2 separate regions of the Homo sapiens genome follow, and region 2 is linked to region 1. Evidence: read pairs that join two places in POLR2A ChIA-PET (ENCODE). Cell type or tissue: PC-9. All regions are shown on one strand.

Region 1 (2,500 bases):
AGGGGTTGGATAAGGGACAGAGGGACTCTCTGCTCAGCTGTGGGCACAAGAGGAGGCGGGGACAAAATAAGAGGACACTGAGGGCCCCTGGGCTCACCCCCTTCTCACCATCTCCCAGAGGCGGTGCCGGTTGAGGGCGATCACCACCATGGTGGGCTGGACCAGGTACCCACCAGGGCTGAAGGAGAAGTCTCGGCCCTCCCAGGTGACATTCAGTAGGTGCCTGCCAGAGGGGAGAGATGCCTGCAGCCCTGCCAAGGACCAGGCACCCCCTGCCTCTGCCTCACCGCCGCCACCGACAGCAGGTGGCATTGATTGTGTTTATTGTTCAAAGTGCTTCCCTATATTGGCCCCACGATCCTTGCCACACCCTGACACCTGCTGTTTGTTCAGATGAGGACACTAAGGCCCAGACAGGTGGGGTAATGTGGCCCCAGGCACGCAGCTAGTGGGAGGTGTGGCTGGCCAGCCCAAACTCACTGCCAGCCAGCTCCCCCGAAGCGCTCCCCACCTCCCTACCCCTATGCCCCGGGCAGGTGCCCACCTGTAGAAGGCCTCCCGGGCAGGGCTGACGGGCCCAGGGTGAACACGGCAGTCCCCGGCCGGGGCTGGCAGGGTTCCATGCTGGCGCCAGTAGCTGTGGGCGCCCAGGGCCAGAATGGCCACGCCGTCGCGCACCTTCTGGCGCAGGCTGAGGCGCCAGCTCTCGGTGACGACGCTGATGAGGCCCACGGGGAAGGTGGCGGGGGGCGCATCGGTGCTGCCCAGCGCCAGGTTGGGCACCAGCCACACGTGGCCGGGCCCCACCAGACCGGCCTGCGCCGCCTCGGCGAAGAGCACCTCGGCCTCCTCGCGCGAGCAGTAGGCCACAAACACGGGCGCGTCGAGCTGGCGCAGCAGGCGCTGCGTGCGCGCGCGCGGCCCTCCCGGGCCCAGCTCCAGCGTGACCACGTCCAGCAGCCGCCAACTCACGTGGCTGGCGTCGGCGACGGCGCGCACGCCCTCCAGGAAGAGCGCGTGGCCCGGGTGCAGGCTGGTGATGACGGCGAAGGCGCTCCAGTCGTACTCTTCCAGCACCTTGAACAGCACCTGCAGCTGCTGCTCCAGGGACACGCCCAGCTGCAGGAAGGCGGAGCCCGGCTCCTGGGGGCGGGCGGGGCCTGAGCGGGGCGGGAGGGCCGAGCCCCTCCTCCCGCCCCTTCCCCGACCTCGGCCCCTCCATCAGCTCCCAGGCGCCCTTGCGCCGGCGGATGCTCCGCATTCCGGGAGCCCTCTGGCCTGCGCCTCCCTCCCGCCCCAATGTGGTTCCCCGCTGCCTAGTAGCATGGTCATGCCCGGCCCCCAGCCCACCACGCTGGCCCGCAGACCCGCAGCATCAGCACCACTGGGGAGTTTGTCAGAAATGCAGATTCTCAGGTCGCACCCCACACCGACTGGATCGGAGTCGCTGGGTATGCCGCCTGGCATCTGTATTCTCACAAGCTCTTCAGCCGATCCTTGAGCCCGCTAGACTGAGAAGCGCTGCCCCAGACCAACTGAATCTGAATTCCAGAGGTGCAAAGCCAGGCGTCTGTATTTCCTAAGAGCACGATGAGGGTTGAGAGCCAATGTCCTGAGATCTTATGCCGGGGCCCCAAGAGGACGGGGAAACGCCACCCTGGTTGAAGCCCTGAGGGTGGGAAAGCTCCTCCTCTCCACCCCTCTGCCACCACAAAAACCCAAGGCACTGCCGGCTGGCACCGGGGCCAGCGCAGTCCCCTCGTAACTGGTCTCACTGCTGCCACTGTCCCAATCTTTTAAAAAAGCAAATAAGGGAAAATTCAGAGGCCAAGCAACGCAGTTTCTTCAATAAACAAATTGCAAGGAAAAAAGAGAGACAGACAGAGGAGGGGCCCAGAGGTTGAGAGAAACTCAGAAGCCACACCAACCAACCGGCACGTGTGGACCCGATTTGGCTCTTAATTCGAGCAAACAGGCTGCAAAATAAACACTTATGACAGTTATGAAACAATGGGGAAATTTGAACACTGCCTGGATATTTGAAGGAGTTTTTATTATTTTTTAGACGTGATAATGTATGGTGGTTTTACGTTCTTAAGCCCTTATCTGCCAGGGATACATACTGAAATATTTATGGATGGAATAAGAGGATGCCTGGGCTTTGATTCAAATTAACACAGAAGAAGGGGAAGGGGGTGCTGGTGAGGCTGGGGTGGATGGCCAGGGCGAATGGGGGATATATGAGTCTTCCTTATACTTTTTAATGTATACTCAAAATTCTTCATATAAAAATTAATGAAACAAAGGCGAATCAGATCAGTCTCTTCCCTCAACTCTCCTCCGCTCTTCCCTGAGTGGCTAGATCAACAGGGGCAGGGCCAGGAAGCTCACAGGGCTAAGGCAGGCACAGACCACGGCCACTGTCACAGCCGGCTTGCGCTGCCCTGTCTGCTCACTTGCTTAGGGAAAAGCCCAAATGTCTTCCCAGGTGGCCAGGCCC
Region 2 (2,500 bases), 240 kb after region 1:
CTCGGAGGGGCCCGGTGGACAGCAGCCCGAGCTGATGGCCCACAGGCCTCTGCAGGCGTGTGTCTGCTGGCCGCAGCTGCCCATCTCCCCGGCTACCTCCTGGCTACTCCCTCCACTTGCCACCAGCAGCCTGCCTATTATTCCAGGTCCTGCCCTCAAACTGGGAGGGAGGTGAGGCTCGGAGAAAGCGCCACCCTCCTGGGTGAGCTCTGAATCTGCCACATGGCCTCTGGCCTGCAGGGTTGGGGCAGGGAGTGGGAATCCCAGAGGGCTGCTTCTCACACAGGCAGAGCAGGGTTCCTGGGCCAGGGGCTAGGAACCGGGCACCCGGCGGGGAACCTACTCCCCAGCTGACTTGCGGCTCACCACCCCCAGCAGGCATCTCAGCATCTCCATCAGCATGGGATTCCTGGCTGGCCATCTCTCTCATGTACACATACACGTGTATGAGCCCGTGCTCATTCAGAGTACTGTAGACATTTTATTTTATGTTTATTTATTTATTTGCTTATTTTTGAGACAGAGTCTCACTCTGTCACCTGGGCTGGAGTGCAGTGGCATGATCACAGCCTATTGCAGCCTTAACCTCTCAAGCTCAAGCGATCCTGCCACCTCAGCCTCCCGAGTAGCTGGGACCACAGGTGTGCACCACCACACCCAGCTAATTTTTTTTTTTTTTAGATGGAGTCTCGCTCTGTTGCCCAGGCTGGAGTGCAGTGGTGCAATCTCAGCTCGCTGTAACCTCCGCCTTCCAGGTTCAAGCGATTCTCCTGCCTCAGCCTCCTGAGTAGCTGGGACTACAGGTGCGCACCACCATGCCTGGCTAATTTTTTGTATTTTTAGTAGAGACGGGGTTTCACCGTGTTAGCCAGGATGGTCTCGATCTCCTGACCTCATGATCTGCTGGCCTTGGCCTCCCAAAGTGCTGGGATTACAGGTGTGAGCCACCACGCCCAGACCATACCCAGCTAATTTTTTTACTTTTTGTAGAGACGGGGTCTCACTATGTTGCTCAGGCTGGTCTCAAACTCCTGGGCTCAAGTGATCTACCTGCCTGGGCCTCTCAAAATGCTGGGATTACAGACATGAGCCACGGCACCTGACCACAGTATTGTAGAAATTTTTAAACACGATGAATCATGGATACTTTCACTGATCCTTTCAAGTGCCCCTGCCCCTACCTACGCCTTTTAGAGGTAAGGAAAGCAAGCAGGCACAGAACACAAGACCTGCCCAAGGCTGAAGAGTGAGTTCACGGCAGAGGAAACACCCTGTGTCCCGCCCGGCCACACCACCCTCAGCTATGCAGCTCTGGCCTGCAGCCCAGTCCCCACCCCCACCCCTGTGACTAAGGGCTTTCCCCAATGTCAACTTCCCTAAGTCAGGCCAGAGTCTCTGGCGTGAGGAAGCTCTGTGGGTCAGTCCTCTCCAGAGCCACCTCCCCCTCTACAGGGGCAGAGACGCCGGGCCACCAGCCTCTGCTTGATTATGTCTGCGACGGGCTGCTCACTTAGTCTGTCACTTGCTTTTTTCTTTTTTTTTTTTTTCGGAGATGGAGCCTCCCTCTCTCACCCAGGCTGGAGTGTAGTGGCACAGTCTCGGCTCACTGCAACCTCCACCTCCCGGGTTCAAGCGATTCTCCTGCCTCAGCCTCCCTAGTAGCTTGGAATTACAGGCATGCGCCACCACACCTGGCTAATTTTTGTATTTTTAGTAGAGATGGGGTTTTACCATGTTAGCCAGGCTGGTCTCGAACTCCTGACTTCAGGCGATCCACCTGCCTCGGCCTCCCAAAGTGCTGGGATTACAGGCGTGAGCCACCACGCATGGCCACTCCATCACTTTTTTTTTTTTTTTTTTTTTTTGAGATGTAGTTTCACTCTGTCGCCCAGGATGGAGCGCATCGGGTTCTGCCTCCCAGGTTCAAGCGATTCTCCTGCCTCAGCCTCCCAAGTAGCTGGGATTACAGGCACGCACCACCATGCCTGGCTAATTTTTGTATTTTTAGTAGAGATGGGGTTTCACCATGTTGGTCAGGCTGGTCTCGAACTCCTGACCTTAAGTGATCCACCCACCTCGGCCTCCCAAAGTACTGGGATTACAGGCGTGAGCCACCACACCCAGCCTACTCTGTCACTTTTATACTCACACTGGCTCACACCACACATCCCCCCTCCACCGCAGACACACACAAGCATCTCATGCGCACACACTTCCCTGTCCCTTTAGTTGCACTCTCGGAGAGTAAGTTAGAGAAGCTCCACATGTGCTTGGGTGAATGGGGCCCCTGTGAGGTGCCAAGGAGCAGTCTGCAGCTCTTTTCTATTTTTTTGGGGTGTGGATTGGTGAGAAAGCAGCTGGGAGCCAGGCAAGGAACAGGCCCCCCTCCACATTGAGCCAAACCTCTAGGTGCAGACTTTGGTGGTGCTGGAGGTGGTGTGGGAGGGGAGAACCTACCCTGCCTGATTGTCTGCAGAGGCCAGTGCAAGGAGGCGCAGAG

The links. ChIA-PET counts read pairs that join two places held together with the same protein. Peaks named below come from ENCODE experiments on the same cell type or tissue, not always from the same donor. Only the 100,000 strongest peaks of a DNase experiment are listed, where the experiment ranks them.
Region 2: POLR2A ChIA-PET joins it to region 1 with 5 read pairs; 2 of 35 experiments call an interaction of 5 or more read pairs at or near these places.

The regions. Positions count from the first base shown.
Region 1 is chr17:74,851,469-74,853,968 of GRCh38, forward strand. GRIN2C (glutamate ionotropic receptor NMDA type subunit 2C) reads right to left here. Exons shown (of 13, transcript NM_000835.6): 3 at 545-1,143; 4 at 109-223. Among named protein-coding and RNA genes, the nearest start is that of GRIN2C, 7.2 kb to the right of the region's middle. RefSeq lists a silencer at 995-1,054. In PC-9, no CTCF peak of the experiment used is centred here; no DNase peak of the experiment used is centred here; H3K27me3 peaks cover 2,049 bases.
Region 2 is chr17:75,095,000-75,097,499 of GRCh38, forward strand. The region is part of intron 3 of SLC16A5 (solute carrier family 16 member 5); the gene reads left to right. Among named protein-coding and RNA genes, the nearest start is that of SLC16A5, 8.3 kb to the left of the region's middle. In PC-9, no CTCF peak of the experiment used is centred here; a DNase peak (open chromatin) is centred at 1,242; H3K27ac peaks cover 2,072 bases.